5 separate regions of the Homo sapiens genome follow, and all the other regions are linked to region 3. Evidence: read pairs that join two places in POLR2A ChIA-PET (ENCODE). Cell type or tissue: CD4-positive, alpha-beta T cell. All regions are shown on one strand.

What was found. ChIA-PET counts read pairs that join two places held together with the same protein. Peaks named below come from ENCODE experiments on the same cell type or tissue, not always from the same donor. Only the 100,000 strongest peaks of a DNase experiment are listed, where the experiment ranks them.
Region 1: POLR2A ChIA-PET joins it to region 3 with 12 read pairs; 9 of 35 experiments call an interaction of 5 or more read pairs at or near these places.
Region 2: POLR2A ChIA-PET joins it to region 3 with 12 read pairs; 4 of 35 experiments call an interaction of 5 or more read pairs at or near these places.
Region 4: POLR2A ChIA-PET joins it to region 3 with 32 read pairs; 7 of 35 experiments call an interaction of 5 or more read pairs at or near these places.
Region 5: POLR2A ChIA-PET joins it to region 3 with 16 read pairs; 4 of 35 experiments call an interaction of 5 or more read pairs at or near these places.

What each region holds. Positions count from the first base shown.
Region 1 is chr14:89,772,404-89,776,403 of GRCh38, forward strand. No RefSeq gene overlaps it. Among named protein-coding and RNA genes, the nearest start is that of EFCAB11, 180 kb to the right of the region's middle. RefSeq lists enhancers at 897-1,509, 1,498-1,577. In CD4-positive, alpha-beta T cell, no CTCF peak of the experiment used is centred here; DNase peaks (open chromatin) are centred at 1,358 and 1,788; H3K4me3 peaks cover 452 bases.
Region 2 is chr14:89,508,638-89,512,637 of GRCh38, forward strand. It overlaps a transcript of FOXN3 not described here. Among named protein-coding and RNA genes, the nearest start is that of FOXN3-AS2, 66 kb to the right of the region's middle. In CD4-positive, alpha-beta T cell, no CTCF peak of the experiment used is centred here; a DNase peak (open chromatin) is centred at 1,954; H3K4me3 peaks cover 773 bases; H3K27ac peaks cover 1,448 bases.
Region 3 is chr14:89,718,794-89,722,793 of GRCh38, forward strand. No RefSeq gene overlaps it. Among named protein-coding and RNA genes, the nearest start is that of FOXN3-AS2, 140 kb to the left of the region's middle. In CD4-positive, alpha-beta T cell, no CTCF peak of the experiment used is centred here; DNase peaks (open chromatin) are centred at 748, 1,418 and 2,198; H3K4me3 peaks cover 460 bases; H3K27ac peaks cover 3,505 bases.
Region 4 is chr14:89,639,479-89,643,478 of GRCh38, forward strand. All of the region lies in intron 5 of LOC105370617 (a long non-coding RNA gene), which reads left to right. It overlaps LOC105370616 (a long non-coding RNA gene), which reads right to left and starts at 2,603. Exons shown (of 2, transcript NR_188191.1): 1 at 2,440-2,603. In CD4-positive, alpha-beta T cell, no CTCF peak of the experiment used is centred here; DNase peaks (open chromatin) are centred at 2,173 and 2,533; H3K4me3 peaks cover 671 bases; H3K27ac peaks cover 1,183 bases.
Region 5 is chr14:89,428,427-89,432,426 of GRCh38, forward strand. It overlaps LOC107984635 (a long non-coding RNA gene), which reads left to right. Exons shown (of 2, transcript XR_001751025.2): 2 at 912-2,646. It also overlaps a transcript of FOXN3 not described here. Among named protein-coding and RNA genes, the nearest start is that of FOXN3-AS1, 13 kb to the left of the region's middle. RefSeq lists enhancers at 78-1,277, 3,687-4,000. In CD4-positive, alpha-beta T cell, no CTCF peak of the experiment used is centred here; a DNase peak (open chromatin) is centred at 2,265; H3K4me3 peaks cover 1,785 bases; H3K27ac peaks cover 2,256 bases.

The DNA of each region.
Region 1 (4,000 bases), 54 kb after region 3:
GCTCACTGCAGCCTCAAACTCCTAGGCTTAAGCAATCCTCCTGCCTCAGCCTCTTGAGTAGCTGGAACCATAGGTGCACATCACCATCCCTGGCTAGTTTTTGTATTTGTTGTAGAGACAGGGTTTTACTATGTTGCTTAAGCTGGTCTCAAACTCTTGGGCTTAAGCTATCCTCCCGCCTCAGCCTCCCAAAGTCCTGGGATTACAGACATGAACCACTGTGCCCAGCCAATTTCAGTTGGTTTTAATTTTTTTCCTTCCTTCCTCCCTCCCTCCCTCCCTCCCTCCTTCCTTCCTACCTTCCTTCCTTCCCTCCCTCCTTCCTTCCTTCCCTCCCTCCCTTCTTCCTTCCCTCCCTCCTTCATTCCTTCCTTCTTTCCTTCCTTCCTTTTCCTTCCTTCCTTCCCTCTTTTTCCTTCCTTCCCTCTCTCTTTTTCCTTCCTTCCTTCCTCTCCTCTTTTTCCTTCCTTTGTTCCTTCCTTCCTTCCTTTTTTAGAAACAAGGTCTTGCTGTGTTGGTCAGGCTGGTCTCAAACTCCTGACCTCAAGCCATCCTCCTGCCTTGGCCTCCCAAAGTGTTGGGATTACAGGTGTGAGCCACTGCATCTGGCCTCAGTTGGTTTTTATTATTCACGACCTAAGTGACTAAGAAGCTCACTCAGAACTCCTTAGGAAAAAAGAAGAGTACGATGCAGGTGCTTTAGGGTATAAAATCTCCAAGATCTCTCCATCCTGCTGCTTTGTTCTTGTCATCGTGTGGTTGAAGCTGGGTTGCCTCAGATTTGGGTTCCAGCTGATGGGAAGGGGAAAGAGCACGTGGAGGGGTATGCAGCTGGCGTCCACAGGTGCAGCTCTGGAGCCGGCACACCCACTTGCCCAAACATGCATGTGATAAGTAGCAGTGATACGGCCACCCCTAACTGCATGGGAAGCTGGTTCATGGCTCTGTCTGGGGAGCTGTGTGTGCAGCCACAGCTGTATTTCTGAAAGAAAGATGCGGATGCACAGCCAGCAGTCTAAAGCACACCAGGTGTTTGTGGATTTAAACAATTGCAATAGCACATCCAATTTCAACACATGCGAAGTCTGGAGTGAGGTGAAGAAAACACCACTTCACAGGTATAAAGTGCTGGTGAGCAGAGCCCCTCAGGGTCTACTGTGGGGGGCTTGGACTATGGCAATTTAGTGAACCTGGAACTACATTTTCTAGAGTTCCTTTCCTGTAGGGTTTCAAGTTAGGGCTGACCAGGAGAGAAATTTGCATGAGATATGGAAGGTGGAAGTGAAGCAGCAGCTCTCACGCTCCGCAGGTGGGTGCGGGGCACTGTGCATTGTTACTGTAGCTCCAGTGCGTTGCCACTGATCTGCTGACTCACCCGGTGGCGGCTCGGGGCAGCCAGCCCTGCAGTTCCTCAGCAGCTGCCCCATATCCCTCTTTAGCATCGCCAAATCCTCCCAGGTGCAAGTGTTCTTCAATGATGAGGGACAGCAACTCCTGCTTTGGGTTATCCCTTCACTGAGGGGGGCTGCAAGAGGCAGACATGGCTTATAGGTTGTGGCCTTTCTTCACATAAGGGTCTCTCAGCCTCAGCACTGTTGCTCTTTCAAGCCAGATAACTGTGGTCAGAGGCTGTCTTGTGCATTGCAGTGTTTAGCAGCATTCCTGGCCTCTTCTCACTAGATAGTCGTCACTCTCACCTAAGTTGTGGCCACCAAAACTGTCTCCAGGCATCAACTCCAAATGTCTTCTGGGGGACAAAGTCGTCCCGGGTTGAGAACCACAGCCTTCACATCCGGCTTTTTTTCTCAACTGCTGGCTTTGTGACCTAGGGTAACCTCAAGCCCATCTGCAGATACAGAGGTCTAGCAGCTCTGCTGAGACCTCTCCATCAGCTGCCACAGTCACAGAAAAGCCAATCCTTAGACTCGGTCCCTTATTCCATGTTACTCACAGCAGTTCTGCTCAGATGAATTATGACTTCTATGCGCTGAGCCACTTTGCCTTCATGGACCTTATTCTACTGTTAAAACATTTTTTAAAAAATTATAGTTTAGGCCAGCTGTGGTGGCTCACACCTGTAATCCCAGCACTTTGGGGGGCCGAGGTGGGTGGATCACCTGAGGTCAGGAGTTCAAGACCAGCCTGGCCAACATGGAGAAACTCCATCTCTACTAAAAATACAAAAATTAGCCAGGCTTGGTGTCAGGTGTCTGTAATCCCAGCTACTAGGGAGGCTGAGGCAGGATAATTGCTTGAACCTGGGAGGCCATTGCACTTCAGCCTGGGCAACAGAGCAAGACTCCTCCCTGCCCCCACAAAAATTACATTTTGTAATTATGTTGGTATAAAAAAATACTACCTAGGCTGGATTCATTATTATGTATTCACTATTATACTCATTTTCCTCCAATCTTAAAATAAATTATAATTAAAATTGGGCCCTGCAAGTATCCAGGGCTGTAGACATTGTGTGTCTGATGGAGAAGTCGGTCTTGGGTCTGCTCCTTTTGCCGAAACCCTAATGACACCTGCATTAACTTCACATGATTATCGTCTCTGTAATCAGAACAAAAACTCATGCAACAGTGATTTGTTGCTTTCAAGGCTAACCAGAGTTTGGGGAAATCACTCTGAGTACTCGGTGCTATATTCAATGGCAGCAGAGCCAAAGTGAGCGAAGACCCTTGGTGAGCTGGCAATGAGCTTACCAGCTGGGTCAATAGGAACGATAGTGGCTGTATAGGGAATTCAAGGGAAGAGATGAGTGTGAAATAAAACTCCCTTTAAAAAACACATCAAAGAAAACAAGTATGTCTCAAAATGAAATGGCAGACATGTGTTTTCGATGTATTTCCCATTAGATTCTTAATAATAGGATGTAAATCATCAACTGGAGTCAGACGGACCAATCCCGGGGCCCCGGTCCCCACCAAACGATGGCTGTTTCTGATTAGCTTGGAGCCTCCTATTCTCAGGAACAATGAGCGCTTCCTGGGGTCTGTGAGGGACAGGAAATTAAGCCATCAGGCTTCTTGCCTATTATTTCCACACTTTCCTCAAGTTGGAAATCCATCAACTTTGAAAGAAAGACAAATAAACTGTTCAAAGTGGAAGGAAGTTCGGGATGCAGTTTTATTCCACACTCCCCTTAACAAGCTTGTCCACAAGGGCTAGATATTCACTCCAGAATTAAAACACCTGCCTTACACCAGATGTTTTATAGATGGGTACCATAGTGGATGTTAGAAAGTTTGTATCAAAACACCAAATTTTTCCTGTAGCAAAAACTCTGCTTTTTTTATATGGAAATATCAGGAAACCATTTTGCAGTTGAACAACCAAACCAAAGGCAGTGGAGTTTAAGATAAATGTTATGAAAATTGCATAAAACATTATATCAAAACCCTTGGCAGTGTCGAAAAGCAAGATTTCTGAATCCAATGAGTAGCCGAAGAAGAAAATTCAATTCCATTTTTTCACTTTGCCTGCCAATTTTTATAGCACTTCATTTAAAATGGAATCTCTAAAGAATCAATTCAAATTAGCTTTACAGTTTTCCCCAAAGAATCCGCTTTAAAATAAATTGAATTGGAGCATGTGACATAATAAGTGAGAATAAAATTCATGTTAACTAGAGTCTGAAGGAAAAACTTTTCATAATAAGGAAACAAATAATCTCACTTGACTGAGCTAAAAATAGTCTTTAGATTGTCAGTTTCAAAATTGAACAAAAACAGGGGGAGTTGTTGTAATAATGACATGGCGCATTGCCCCCTAATGAAATGGCCTTGAATTTTGTAATAAATTACAAAAAGAGAATTCTTTGGGTGAAAAGGAGATTCCAGACATGAGTTCCTTTCATAAATACAGTGACAGTAATGAAAATACCTTCCATCTGGGACTGAGCAGCTTTGGCCATTCTCCCCAGAGGTCCCACCATCGAACCCAGGGCAGAGCTGGGATTAGAGTGGGGTTGAGCCATAACAGGCTGCTTCTCCTG
Region 2 (4,000 bases), 210 kb before region 3:
TTGAGCAGCCCCCAGGGCTTCTGATGCCCAAAGTCACAGATGACTCCAGACCATTGCTTCTCCAATGTTCGTGGGCCATGGATCACCTGCAGGCCCTGTGAGATGCAGGTTTCGATCCAGCAGGTGTGTGGTAGGGCTGAGATTCTGCATTTTTAACAAGCACTCAGGAGATGCCAGTGCTGCTGGCCCTGGGACCATGCACTGAGGAACAGGATCTGGAACAGCACCACTGTGCCCTTATGATTTTAGGCCTTTCCTGCCTTCCACATGACAGGCTTTGCATGTGGCAAAGAATAAAACAATCGCTATGGATTGGCCCTGTGGAGGGATGTCATATCACCTCCCTGGACACCCTCCCACCAGTTTTACATCACCTGCTATCTACCCCCAGCCTCCGCTCTACCCCCACTGATACTGCTCTGAGCTCATCTCCTACTTCCCTCCCTCTCACTCTGTTCCACCCACCCTGACCTCCCTGATAGTCTTGGAGTGGACCAGGTCCCTATCAGTACCTCCACACTGGCTGAGCATCGACCTGCCTTTCCCTCCCCTCCATCAGTGAAGGAATCTGCCCTGCCCTCTGGGTCAAAGTTATAGCACCCATGCTTGCATCTCCTGGACCTTGTTCCCTGCTTCATCTTTATCCATAGCACTTACCACTATTTGCAAATTATATACAGTTTTTTTTGTTGTTGTTTGTTTGTTTGTTTGTTTTAAGATGGAGTCTTGTTCTATTGCCCAGGCTGGAGTGCAGTGGCATGATCTCAGTTCACTGCAACCTCCACCTCCTGGGTTCAAGCAATTCTCCTGACTCAGCCTCCCAAGTAGGTGGGATTACAGGTGCCCACCACCACGCCTGGCTTATTTTTATATTTTTTGTAGAAACAGGATTTCGCCATGTTGGCCAGGTTGGTCTTGAACTCCTGACCACAGGTGATCTGCCCGCCTCGGCCTCCCAAAGTGCTGGGATTACAGGCATGATCCACCACGCCCAGCATTGTCCATCTCCCCACTAGGATGCCAGCCCCAAGAGGGCAAGGATCTGGTCTGTCTCATTCACTGCTGTATCCCAGTACAGGACACATAATGGGCACTGAAATATTTGCTGAATGAAGAAAGAGTTTAACTTTTAATGAAAACTGTAAAGTGCCAACCATCAATCTCAAGGACACCAATGAATTGTTTGCTTACATCTGCTATAAATAGTTTTAATCTGAATAAATGACTTCTTCGAGATTTCAAAATGACCCATTGTGGCAGATTGCAGGAGATAGTTTTATCCTGTCATGCAAGTATGGACATCATGGAGAAGGGCATGTTTCCCATGAAGAAGGGCATGTTCCCCATGTTTCCCAGCTCTCATTCACCAGTCAGCTTAATGGAATTCCCCCTTCCTCCCCATAGAACCCACATGGATGAGAGGCGGATAGATATCAGCAGGCAGACCTCCTCCTGGGAGAGGCCTCTCACCATGGGGGAAGATTAGAGAAAAGCAGGAGGCAGGAAGGAGAATTCCTCCATGATGCACATGAAAACCCTGAGGCTCAGGGAAGTTGAGTGACTTGCTCAAGGTCTCACTGCCAGTGAGACTGGGACTGGAACCCACGCATGCCTCCTAACTGCCGATATTCTGTATACATTGCTTCTCTTAACAAGTAGAATCTGCGACTGGTTTGAGAACAGCTTCAGTTCCAAAACTCATAAGAGGGATTCTGAATAAATCTTATGACAGCCACAGAACCAGAGAAAGTCAGATCTGCCAGGGAGCCAGCCCTGCATATGCACTGAGGGCAGCCACAGCTAAGCAGAGAGGGGTGTGTGTCCATTGCAGCTCCAGGACCCAAGCTGCCCTCTAACCTGACTGTGCATCTCCCCAGCACACAGCTCCGATCACACATGAGACCAGTGTGGAGAGGGGGTGGGTAGCTCCACCTCGACTCTCAGAGGAACCACAAGCACAGTCACACTCAGAGCGACAGGAAGTTGTCAGAGTTCAGAGACTGTAGACTGAAAAGAGTACCCAGACTAGGCACGGTGGCTCACACCGTAATCCCGGCACTTTGGGAGGCCGAGGCCAGCAGATCACTTGAGGTCAAGAGTTCAAGACCACCCTGGCCAACATGGTGAAACACCGGCCCTACTAAAAATACAAAAATTAGCCAAGCGTGGTGGTGTGCGCCTGTAAATCCCAGCTACTTTAGTGGCTGAGGCATGAGAATCACTTGAACCCGGGAGGCGGAAGTTGCAGTGAGCTGAGATCACACCACTGCACTCCAGCCTGGGTGACAGAGTGAGACTCCATCTCAAAGAAAAGAAAACAGTAACCAAATTCATCACCCCCTGCCTTTTCCCAAAGGCTTCTTCTCCTGTTCCATTACAAAAGTGCATGCCTGACCAATGCAGGCGTTCATGAGTGTCCAGAAGGTTCCCCAACTCATATTCCAATCATCCCAGCGGTAAAGCATCTCAAAAGACCTGCTTGGTGTCTTTCTTTCTTTCTTTCTTTTCTTTCTTTCTTTCTTTCTTTCTTTCTTTCTTTCTTTCTTTCTTTCTTTTCTTTCTTTCTTTTCTTTCTTTCTTTCTTTCTTTCTTTTCTTTCCTTTTCTTTCTTTTCTTTCTTTCTTTCTTTCTTTCTTTCTTTCTTTCTTTCTTTCTTTCTTTCTTTCTTTCTTTTTTGAGACAGTCTCTCTCTGCTGCTTAGGCTGCAGTGCAATGGTATAATCATGGCTCACTGCAGCCTCAACCTCTGGGCTCAAGCAAACCTCCCACCTAAGCCCCCTGAGTAGCTAGGACTACAGGCGTGCACTACTACACTCAGCTAACTTTAAAAATTTTTTTGTAGAGATAGGGTTTCACTGTGTTGCCCAGGCTGGTCTCATGGGCTCCAGCCACTGCATCCAGCCGACCTGCCTGGTTTATAACTCACATTTTAACTCACATTTACTCCAAGACCAACTTGCCCTGAAGCCTTGAGGTTACCCCCTACAGGACTGCACCTGAATTAACCTGTGCTCAGTGGTCTTTGCAGTCCTGATATGAAGAGTATTGTATTAGTCCATTCTCACACTGCTAAAAGGACATACCCGAGACTGGGTAATTTATAAAGAAAAGAAGTTTAATTGACTCACGGTTCTGCAGGGCTGGGGAGGCCTCAGGAAACTTACAATCATGGTTGAAGGTGAAGCAAACACGTCCTTCTTCACATAATGGCAGGAACAAGAAGAATAAGTGCCCAGCAAAGGAGGAAGCCTCTTATAAAACCATCAGATCTCATGAGCACTCACTATCACAAGAACAGGATGGGGAAAACTGCCCCTGATTCACTTACCTCCACCTAGTCCCTCTCATGATGCATGGGGATTAAGGGAACTACAATTCAAGATGAGATTTGGGTGGGGACGTGGCCAAACCATAAGTACAGACCCTTAGAGGCAAAAAGGACAGTTTGCTGCTTTCTCAGAGGGCACACCGCTGTTCTCAGCTCTTTCCCTACAACAAACGACCTTCTCTGTGACCCTCCAGAGCAGGACATGAAGCCATAGTGAGGGGCAGTATGACCAGCAGCTTGGGAACTGAAGGGGAAGAGACTTTTTCTCTAGGTTCTATGGCTGGGACCTGTGAATTGAACTGATAAAAGATTAACAGTAGAAAACGCATACGAATAATTATTTGATGTTAACATTTTTACACGGCATAGGGTAGGGAGAGGGGCTTTATAGAAAGACGTGAAAACCACAAGGAAGCGGTTAAATATACCATTTTAACAAAGAGAAGTAAATTGTGGAGATTGGACAAGACAAAGGAAAAGAGGGTTTGGGCTAGGGGCAGAAAATTGTGGGAAAGTGACTAGGAAATATATGAGGGAAACCCACGGAAGATAAGAGTTATTCTAGTAAGGTTTGTTTGTACAGACTCATCTCAGCATCTGCTCCCTAACTCCAATGATAAGAATGTTCTCCTCTTCCCGGTACGGGGAGGCCATCTTTCTCATGGAGAATTT
Region 3 (4,000 bases):
GCTGTATCAAGTGGCTCAAACAATGATAAGAGGGCTCTGTCTTTTGACTTTGATTGACTTCACTCTCAAGCAGAATCTCTCCAATCTCTCCAACACGGCTGCAAGGACCCCTGTCTGGCATCTTCAGCCTCCTGTGTTCTTTAGATCTCTGCATCCTAGGGCAAGGGAGAAGGACACTTCCCTCCACCCCTACCCCTACCCTTAGCTCTCAAGCAAACTCCCTATAATGATTTTGATTCACTTTGCTTGGGTTGCATTATATCGCAGCAATGGGGTGGGGTCACACTGTTGGCAGCCTTGCCAACATCACACAAAATGGGTGAAGTGGTCATTACCTTCAGATAGAAAAACAGGAGACAGGCGAGGCGCGGTGGCTCATGCTGTAATCCCAGCACTTTGGGAGGCCGAGGTGGGCGGATCATCTGAGGTCCAGAGTTCGAGACCAGCCTGACCAACGTGGAGAAACCCCGTCTCTACTAAAAATACAAAATTAGCCGGGCGTGGTGGCACATGCCTGTAATCCCAACTACTCCGGAGGCTGAGGCAGGAGAATGGCTTGAACCCGGGAGGCGGAGGTTGCTATGAGCCGAGATTGCGCCATTGCACTCCAGCCTGGGCGACAAAAGCAAAACTCCATCTCCAAAAAAAAAAAAAAAAGAAAAAGAAAAACAGGAGACCAGAGTAACATTTCACCTCGTCATGAACTTTCCCTGAGGGACTCTCATGACAGCAGAAAGAGGAAGCACGTGTCCTCTATCTAACAACCACAACCACCATAGTCTCATTCAGCAAGATTGACCCCCACCTTCCAGTTGGCCTGGGTTGAACAGGTGCCCAGCATTAGATCCAGAAGCCAGGAGAAAACAGCCAGATGCAACAGGCACACCCAGTCCCTGAAGCCCTCACTGGTCCCAACTACCCCAGGCCCTACCAGAAGTATCTGTGGAGAGGAGGGATGGAGGCGTTCAGCCCCCTTCTCCACTCCTAGACCCCCAGAGCAACTTCAGGGACTCATTTCAATAAGTATATTCCCAATTTATTTCTTTTTTTTCTCCCAGATCTAAATGATCATCATGATGGTGATGGAGGAAGCAGTGATAATGATGATGATGATGTCATAAAACTAAAATTATTGAGCACTAAGTACTGGTCAAGATGCTTTAGATACATCAGTTCATCGAATCCTCTCAACAACCTTGTTTTACAGGTGAGCGTTTGAGGATGGGTGATAAGGTCTCGCTGTGTCCATATCCAAATCTCATCTTGAATTGTAGCTCCCGTAATTCCCATTTGTGGTGGGAGGGACCTGGTGGGAGATAATTGAATCATGGGGGTGGTTTCCCCCAACTGTTCTCGTGGTAGTGAATAAGTCTCACGAGATCTGATGGTTTTATAAGGGGAAACCCCTTTTGCTTGGCTTTCATTCTCCTTCCTGCCGTGTTTGCTTCCCCTTCCTCCATGGTTGTGAGTTTCCTGAGGCCTCCCCAGCCACACTGAACTTGAGTCAATTAAGCCTCTTTCCTTTATAAATTACCCATTCTGGGGTAGTGTCTTTGCAGCAATGTGAGAACGGACTAATACAATGGGGAAATTAAGAAATGTACCCAAGGTCACATCTGGTAAAGGAAGAATGGGGCTTTGCACTCAAGCAGTTTCTTAACCAGTCGTGAAGATTCTTGTTAGTGGGGCACTTATGATGTGCCACATGCTTTACGTGAATTATCTCCTTTAACTTTCACAGTGGCCCAACAATACAGTGCCTATTATCATCCTTGCTTCATGAAGAAGAACACGAGGTTTAGGAGGGTTCACCCTCTCAGTCAAAGTCCCTGAAGTGCAGAACTTGGCCAACCCCACAGTGGACTGGCTTCTGCTAGGCAGTTGGGAGCCACTGCCATCTCCAAACAGCAGGAAGAGATGCTCAAAGCTGTGCTTTTGAAAAATCAATCTGGCAGTAGTGGAGAAGATACACTGTCTTTTCTCAGCTCAGCATACCAGTTGGAAGGCCTAACCACAGAGCCAGCAGGCGGCAGAGCTGGGGGTTAGATCCCACATCTACCTGATTCCAGCACCCTTGCTCGAATCCCCCAAACCTAGCTGCTTGAGGCCAGATGAAGGCTTCCGGCTTCACAAGTGCCCTTCCCTCACTGCGGGTGCATTGGCACCTCACTTCCTTGCCACACTTCCTCTTGTTTTGAACCACTATATTGGCTCATCTCAGCAGCAGACAGTTCCTCTGAATAGAGTATGCCCTGAAAAGTCAAAATCTACCACCAGCTGGAGCTGGTAAGGCTGCAGTACTTCCTGTTGAATCGGGTCTTGGGGCCAGAAACCACATTGTTATTTATACCCGAAGCTCTTTATTCACGGTGCTTTACAAAACAAAGAAGGGGCAGCCCCCTGTCTTATGGAGCCAGCAGACCCCAGAGATACAGAAGACAACAGACAATAATAAGCCCTCTCCCCTCTCCTTAAGCTGTAACTTCCATCCTGCCTGACCAGTCCCTGCCACTGCCCCTTTGTTTCTTCTATTACCTTCCTCTGAGCAGTCTTATTATGGAAATAGACTCCTAATTAACACATCAGGTTTCCGCTTTTCCAAAAAGTCTCTGAAATTGGCCCGTTTCATGATGTTGTTCACTCCAAACACCCCCTGCTATCTTTATTTTGTTCTGCTTTTCATCCTGGCTTATATCATTTATTTCTTTGTATTGAAAGCTTGTCAACTCATGGGACCTGGCATGTATTAATTAGGAGGATGGTCTGGAGCCCGACACAGCTTGATGGAAAGCCAGTCTGAGGGGGGAATTAGGCAGAGAATCAGAAAGAAGCTGAACCAAGCAGCAGAGGGGTAGATGGCTTAAGACCATGACCCAAATTTCAGACCCAGGGTGACCGACTGTCAGCCTTCTGGGCTGGGATTCTTCCCTTAAGCTAAGACAGTCTTCACTTTGTGCCATAAAAGTGCACGTCAGGTCTCACCTCTGTGCCGTTTGCTCAATGTGTACCCCCCTGCCGGGATGCCCTTCTTTCTCTTTTCTACCTACTAAGCTCTGCTGCTTTTCAAGGCCAAAATGAAGTCCCATCTCCCATAAAAAGCCTTCCGCGGCTCCTCCAGTCCTGAGCAACCTCCATTTTCATGACACTCTTGCAGGATTTGTAGCACATAATTTAGGCCTTGCTTATGTAGTCTTCTTAATGAGAACTGTCTTAGTCTCTCCAGCCACGTCAGAGAGAAACAGAGTTCAGGAAGACATAGGTTGAATAAGAAAGAAGCTTGTTTGCCCCTCTGGGGACAGCAGGAGGAGAGGGACAAGCTCAGCAGGCCCGTGCGATTGCACAGAAGCTGGCCTCCAGCGTTGCCCAGACAATCCCCAGCTGTTTTTTAAAAACATTACCAAGTACACAAATCTCTGCTGTTACCAGCTGGCTAGAGTTGCCCATGTGAGAAGCAGCTCAACTGGAAACCAGTGTCTGCAAGTTGAAGGGCGTGTCCTTGGATTTTGGACTCATATCTGAAACATTTATTCCTTGTTCTGCCCACAGGTCTTAATACGCATGGGGAACACTGTATTGAGGGGCTCTGTGCCCTCTCCTGAAAATCCTTTGTCCATTTCTGAGTGTCCTTCCCTTGGCTTCTCTCTTTTTTTTTTTTTTTTTTTTGAGACAGAGCCTTGCTCTGTTGCCCAGGCTAGAGTGCAGTGGTGCGATCTCGGCTCACTGTAACCTCCGCCTTTCAGGTTCAAGCAATTCTCCTGCCTCAGCCTCCTGAGTAGCTGAGATTACAGGCATGCGCCACCACACCCAGCTAATTTTGTATTTTTAGTAGAGTCGGGGTTTCACCACGTTGGCCAGGCTGGTCTCAAACTCCTGGCCTCAGGTGATCCACCTACCTCAGCCTCCCAAAGTGCTGGCATTACAGGCGTGAGCCACCAAGACTGGCCCCTTCCCTTGGCTTCTATGCCTGCTTCTAATGACTCTCTTCTAAAGACTGGTGACA
Region 4 (4,000 bases), 79 kb before region 3:
ATAGGTTCCATGTCTCTGGTAAAAATACTCATCTTTTTTTTTTCTATTTTCTTGTACATATTAATCATAGTTATTTTAAAGCCCTTGTCTTTTATGCCCCATGTCTGGATTACCTGTAGGTCTGTTTCTATTGCCTATTTTTTCCTCTTAGTTTTCAATCATATGGTACTTCATATGGGGCTTGTAATAGCCATGTCATTTTATGAGACCAATCCTATTAGATAAATCCTTAAGAGAGCTCCAGATATTTATAATAGGTTCATAAGGCAGATGCTTCTTCCCCAAATCACAAAGATATCTATTTATAAACAAATATGTAAAGAGACAAACATCACTATCTGGTTTACACCATTTGGGGTTCTTGAGACTCAGGGATTTCCAGTATTCAATATTCATTCAACAAGTACTTGAGATCCTATTTTGTGTCAGCACCGTTCTAGTGCTGGGGATTTTTGGTGATCAAGGTAAGGTCTCTGTCCACTGGAATTTGCATGTCATTGAGGAAAGACACAAAAAATTAATAAATAGCAAGAAAATGAGCAGATAATCATGAGTGCTGTGCTGATAATTAAAATAGAATGACATGATAAAGAGTAATGTGGTGACTCCTTCACATTGAGTGGTTAGGGAAGGATTATTTCGGGGAAAGTGACTCCAAAGATGATAATTTAATGACAAGAAGGAACCAAGTTATTATTGAAAAAGCATTTAAGGCAGAAGAAAGAACTAGTGCAAGATCCTAAGAGAGGAATGAGTTTGGCACATTCAAGGAAAGGAAAGGAAAGAAGGTCAGAGTTACAGAAGTGAAGAAGTTCAGAGTCAAAGAACTGAGTCAATAGACAGGAATCCTATCATGTAGGGCTTCATATGTCAGAGTAAGGAGTTCAGATTTCTCCTTAACTCTGATAAGAAGCCACGGAAGGAATTTAAGGAGGAGGGGAACAGGATCTGCTTTCTATTTTGAAAAAAGTAGTTTTCAGAAGAGCAAGATTGGAAGCTGAGAAACAAGTTAGGTGCTAATTGTACTGGTCCAGGCGAATAATGGTGAGGGCTTAGATGAGGTTATCCTCATCCAAGCAGTGGAGATGAACACCTAGATTTGGAAATCATTGGCATGTAGATGCTATTTGTAGATGCCTCAGGACTAAATGAGACTCCTGTATTTCTTAGCCAAGTCAAGTATATAGAAACATGATATCCTGGGACTAGAAGAGACATTAAAGATCCTTTAGGCCAGCCGGGCCCCATGGCTCACACCTGTAATGCCAGCACTTTGGGAGGCTGAGGCAGGTGGATCATGAGGTCAGGAGTTCAAGACCAGCTGGACCAATATGGTGAAACCCTTTCTCTACCAAAAATACAAAAATTAGCCGGGTATGGTAGCGTTCACCTGTAATCCCAGCTACTCAGGAGGCTGAGGCAGGATAATTGCTTGAACCCGGGAGGCGGAGGTTGCGGTGAGCCAAGATCTCACCACTGCACTCCAGCCTGGGCGACAGAGTGAGACACTCCATCCGAAAAAAAAAGATTGTTTAGGCCAATCCCATTGTTTTATAAGTAGGGAAACTGAGGCCTAGTCAGGTTAAGTGCTTTCTTCATAGTCATATAGTTCATCAGAATCTAGGATTTCCTTACTTATTTCAGTGCATTTTCATTACCTTCGGCCTCTGAAAGAGTTGAGAGAGTACAACTTAGCTTCAAAGTTATGGTAAATATTTGTTGAAAGAAATAATTATACTCTGTGCAATATTGGATTTTAAATGATCAAAAAATTAAAAAAACCACAAATTCATTGCTTAAAAATATTTCACTATCAATCTGAATTCAAATAAAGAAGCAGCTTCGTTGGCAGACTAGTTGGCTCAGTGAAAAATGAATGAGCAGAAATATTTTTATCCAAATTATTGTAGCTGATGCAACCTTCTTTTTAAAAGAGTGTTTTAAATTAAAAGACCAATCATTTCTTCATCATCTAGAGGGGGAAGAAACTTGTAATGTAAAATCCTATTTACTGAGTTGTTGGATAGGATAGTAAAATTCCACAGATCTGGGTTTACACACACACACATATGCACACACATTTACAATTGTATTGCACAGACAGCAAGTGTGAGTCTTGCTTCTACCAACGCAGTACAAAAGGAAGCTGAGAGAGTCAAGGGAAAACCCTGTCCACGTTGTGTTGACACAGTTAGAGTAAAGTGAAAGAGTCAAAGGTTGAAACCGATACTAAGACTACTATCAGATTTCGCAGAAAAGAGCTCTTCTAGGTACTGCAGATAAAATAATACTCCAATAACTGATCGATCATTCCTTTTATGAAAGTACCACTGAGTTGTTTGTGAAACCCTCAGTAGCTTTAAAAGATACTCCAAATATCATATCCCAGATATTGTTCCACCTGTCTTTTCAGAAAAAGAAGCAGAAAAAGAACTGTACCTTTCTCCATTGCCTGTGTCCGGTAAACTCTTGGCAACAACATGATAGACAACCACTAGCACTATTTAACCTCTTTGAGCCTCCATTTCCTGATCAGTAAAATGAAGCAGGTGATCACTTGGGAATCCCCTGGAGTCTTTGAAATCATAATTCTAAGCTTTGTCAAAGCCAAAATCAATAAAAAGAAGAAAATAGGTTCTAAGATAACGCGAGACTAGCTTTATTTTTTTCTGTGCTTGGGCAGAGCTGTGACCAGCCACCTGGAACATCATATTGGATTCTGACTCCCTTTCTTTCTGCCCCAAATTAAAGTACCTTTTCTTTGGTATTTCACTGAATCTTTAAAGTAGTCAATAGTAAACACCATTTTGTAAATAAAGTTGTCTCATCTGGTAACTACAAAATACAAATATATCTTTCAGACACGATTTCAGATGAATTCTTCAATGCAAATGGAAATGACTTTTTTCAATGTATTATTAAGAGATGGTAGATAACTAGCCTAATGCAAAGACTTGATCTAGTGTAAGGTCAGTAGACAAAAGACCACCTGTGAAAACCAAGGGTTGTACCCTTTTAGTACGGGGAACTTTGTCTCCTGTTGGCCTAAAACCAGTTTATGAGGTCTTTGCAGGAGCCGATGCCACACCAATGAATGTCAATAGATGAGTAGAAGAAGTCTTCAGCTTGCTGATTGCCCCACTCAAGACCAAGGCCTCTCTTCCTGCATCTTCCTTCGTTCAGCAAATTCTCTACATTTGGGGAAAAATAAATCACCTCAACATCAATCTTTGATTCCCTCTTTTGCCAATAAATGTTGACCCCATTTAAAGTCAACTCAAGTTTGACACATGTTATGGTAAGGAGCTTCTGTATTTTCCAGGATTTTAGGAATTTGGTGGTAGAACAGAAAACAGTCCTCATATTATTATTAGTTTTTCTTTTAACAACTATAGTTACTTTGTTATTGTACCCCCAGTACCTAGCACAGTGCCTGATAGGTAGTAAGCATACAGTCTTTGTTGAAAGCTGAGCAAATGAATGAATGAACAGACCTCCTTATAGTCTGGTGAGAAACATTATGTGACTTGAAGGTGGAGAGCAGAACTACATTTATAGTTCACTTAAAAATTTCCCCACTGGTTAGTGCTCTTATTATTAAAATAATTCCCTCCCCATCCACAAGGTAGGTTCCAGGAACTCTCCTTCTTTCTCCTATGTTTTGGGGATTTAAAAAATCTTCTTGGCCAGGTGCGGTGGCTCAGGCCTGTAATCCCAGCACTTTGGGAGGCCGAGATGGGCGGATCACATGAGGTCGGGAGTTTGAGACCCGCCTGACCAATATGGAAAAACCCTATCTCTACTAAAAATACAAAATTAGAAGGGCGTGGTGGTGCACACCTGTAATCCCAGCTGCATGGAAGGCTGAGGCAGGAGAATCGCTTGAACCCGGGATGTGGAGGTTGTGGTGAGCTGAGATCATGCCATTGCAACCAGCCTGGGCAACAAGAGCGAAACTACGTCTCAAAAAAAAAAAAAAATCTTCTCATAGTTGGCCCTC
Region 5 (4,000 bases), 290 kb before region 3:
ACTCAATCTTAAAAGGGTCGGGGCTGGAAAGGAAGCAAGCAGGTGAATTGCTAGCTCTTTCTGTGGGTATGTTCAACAGCACCTCACTTCTCTGCACTCAAAGACGTGATTCTGACTGGTTTCAAAGATTTGGCCCCCAAACAACCAGGCGTCCTTTTTAAGTTGGCATTGCTTCCAGAGAGGAATCCTGAACATGTTTCCTCTATGCCTCACACAGCGCCAGGCCAGCTGTCTAACAATATGGGTCCCGGAGGGGGTGCTGCCCACGTTGGTGACGGCAGCCATGAGTGCCTGTTGCTCGCAGCAGACGTCAGAGAGACCTCAGCGCAGGGGTCCAAGCACCTGGCCAAGGCACCCTGCGCAGGCCTCCACGCCCCACGAGTGCCTGCAGAGGCTACCTGAGGACCAAGGTGGGCATGCCACGGTGTCCTGGACTTCTGGATGGAGGCCAGTCCCAGGGAGTGAATGGCAGAGCTCTCCGGAGGCTGCCCAGGCCAGGTTCAATGGGAGGGATGAACTTCATGACATCCGTTCCAAAGAAATCCCACCTGCTACTGGCATGCCTAGGCTTGTCTTCCCCACATACCAGCCTCCCAGGCATGTCTCCAAGGGCTCAGTGAGGAGGCAGCTGCAACAGTTCGCTTTCTCTTAATGATTTGGAGTTGGGAGGCACAGAGATGGGGAAGAGGTAATGACCATTCCCAGTGATCCTGGACCTCCGTGTTGGCTGCGACCTTGAAAAGTCATGCTGTCAACCCCTTTGTAGAAAAAATGCAGTTTTCTTTGTCCGTGGAAATCTGGCCTCGCAGATTTATTTGCTGTAGCAAGTTTCTTTACCCTCATCACACTGATACTCAGAATTGAAACAGTTCAAACCTACCCTGAAACATCCTTCTCCCTCCAAATTCCAGTGACATCCTCGGTCTAAAACGCCTGGCACCATGTGGGAGCCTGGCTCCGCTGCCTCTCAACGCACTGGCTTGCTTTTTGCTTTTGAGTAGCTTGAATATCAAACCAAGCACAAAGGGAATCATACCCAGGAGTTGCTGGAAAAAGCTCATTTCATCCACCTCATTCCCCCATTCTCTCTGGCAGACACAACTGATTTTTTTTTTTTTGAAGCCTGAAAAACTTCTCATTTAAACTTGGGGTGCAAAAGGCATGTGAAGTGGGAGAGTTGCTGCCTGGACCAGCGAAGGGTTAGCCAGGGAAGGATTCAACGAAATACAAAAGCCAACACAGACCTGAAGGGGAACAGGCGGCCCCAGCAACAACTGCCAAACTGTCATTTTGCTCCGCGGCTGAACAGAAGGCTCGAGTAATGACAACCACAAAACTCATTTAAAGTCTGAAAAGGTGACTAATGAGCTCATTCATGCTGGCTATAAATTATTCACTACAACACTGATCCCACTCAAGACAAACAGTAAAGTAAACTTTAAACACAGACATCGCTGGCCTTCCAAAGTGGAACAAGTTATGCCTGTAAAAGTTTTCACAATGAGAGAGATACTTGTCTCCCCCTTGTCTATTGTCACATTCGTTCTTCTGTTTACTTTTTTTTACTGCCTTTAATCAAGTTTAAGCAGACACAGCTGTTACACATTTATTTCTCTGAGTTTTTTTCCATTAGTTATTACAAGCAATCATGATGCTCTAAAAATAGCAGCAAATTATATTCTCTAGAAATTGAAGGCTGACCTTAAAATGAAGCCCAGGTCTTCAGAAAGAATATTCATATGCACATGTTGGATAAATGACAACAATGCACAAAGGCAAAATAAAAGTACAAAGCTTTTTCCACTCTTTGAGAGGTTTTTGATTTGCTTCCAAATTTCCTTTGGTTCTGGTGGAAACAGGTTGCTTCAAAACCTTACCATACAGAACCTGCTTCCAGTGGTCATGATTCCAGTTTGAAGGATTTTCCTTCAAACTTACAATCTTAAGGCAATCAAAGAAGAAATGTTTCATTTAGGCTTTTTCAGCACAGATAAACACAGCAGCAGGTTGCTGAAAACCCACCACATTGCTGCAGACTACTTTCGGTTTCCTGTTTAATATTAAATAAAGAATTTTAGCTCTTCTGTTTTTATAAACTGTGCTATTTGCTACTACTGTCACTACTAAAAGCATTATGACTGGGTGGATAAGTAGTCCTATGATTTTCAAGCCTTCTTTTTTCTTTAATCTTAGTATCTATTTTGAAGACATCGCGAGAGTTAAGAGTCTCAAATCTGTTTAATTGATTTTTTTATTTTTAAAAGGCCCAAATAAGTACTTCCGTTAGCTCTTAGATCTCTGAACATTATGTATTTTTAAACCACTTTGAATACTTTGAAAAGGGCCACAGAAAACACTCATATTCAAATACCACCAGACGGAGGTTCTGCCTAACCAAAAGTAAAAGCAGAAAAGTTTAAAGCTGAATTGTGCCCTGCACACACCTTGAGATTGTAGGGGTGAAATGAATGGTCTTGGGCCGGGGATCTTGCTAAAGGCATGATAAATCATGCGTTGCAGGCAAATTAAGACCCAGGCTCTAACTTGAACCTCAGACTGTGCCAAACTCCATCTCCATTTAAGGAAAATGGTTTTCTCAGTTTCTTGCACATGACCTAAAGGCTTGTCCAGTCATTTCCGTTGTCTGAAATGCAAAGCAATCTTTCTTTTTTAAGTAGAGAAAGAAGAGTCCTGAAATATTTATAGGAAAGTGCTTCACTACCTACTGACAGCAATGTGGTTGGTCTCTACGTGTTTAGCACATTTTTTTTTGTTTGCTTGTTTCTTTGAGACAGAGTCTCTCTCTCTCTCCCAGGCTGGATGGAGTGCAGTGTTGTGATTTCAGCTCACTGCAACTTCTTCAGCTTCACTTGAACCGGGTTCAAGTGATTCTCCTGCCTTAGCCTCCCAAGTAACTGGGATGACAGGCGCCCACCACCACACCCGGCTAATTTTTGTATTTTTGGTAGAGACAGGGTTTCACCATGTTGGCCAGGCCGGTCTTGAACTCCTGACCTCAGGTGATCCACCCGCCTCGGCCTCCCAAAGTGCTGGGATTACAGGCATGGGCCACTGCGCCTGGCCAGCATGTTTTTTATCCATGTTTCTGTAGCTAGTCAAAAGCCATTCTTTTGACCCTCTGTGCAAGAGTTCTTGCAGCTGTTTGTTTTTGTTTTTTTATTTTGTTTCGATATGTTTTATTTTTTTAGAGCAGTTTAAGGTTCACAGCAAACTTGAGTGGGAGGTACAGAGATTTCTCATTATCCACTGCCCCAACACAAGCATAGTGCTGTGGTTGTTGTTTTGAGAAAGAATTTCACTCCTGTTGCCCAGGCTGGAGTGCAATGGCACAATCTTGGCTCACTGCAACCTCCACCTCCTGGGTTCAAGCAATTCTCCTGCCTCAGCCTCCCGAGTAGCTTGGATTACAGGCGCCCGCCACCACGTCCAGCTAATTTTTGTATTTTTAGTACAGACGGGGTTTCACCATGTTGGTCAGGCTGGTCTCAAACTCCTGACCTCAGGTGATCCGCCTGCCTCGGCCTCCCAAAGTGCTGGGATTACAGGCGTGAGCCACCACGCCCGGCTGTGTTGTTGCTTTTTTATAATCAAACAATATGTGATGTAAAAACCCAATTCCAACCAAAGAAATAGGAAAATCATAAAGAACATCGCATTGCAGTCTCTGCTGCTCCACAACTCGCCACTAACTGGATCCCTGTCACCTCTCTGTGGAAGGGTATAAAGGAAATATTGGTTTGAAACTAAGCCAAATGTCCCATCTTTTCCTAGCAATGTGTCTTGCAGGCAGACTCCACCTCTCCATTTATGGGTGGGAGACCTGGAATGTCCAGTGACGGCCCTAACACCACCCTGCTCCTAATTTTCCTAGGAAGGACCAAAGGTGATGTCAATTTTGCCTTGAGGACATTCAAGGCGCTTGAACAACAGGAGTCAAAACAATGAACACCAAGTACCCAATGACTGCGATCCAAAGGAT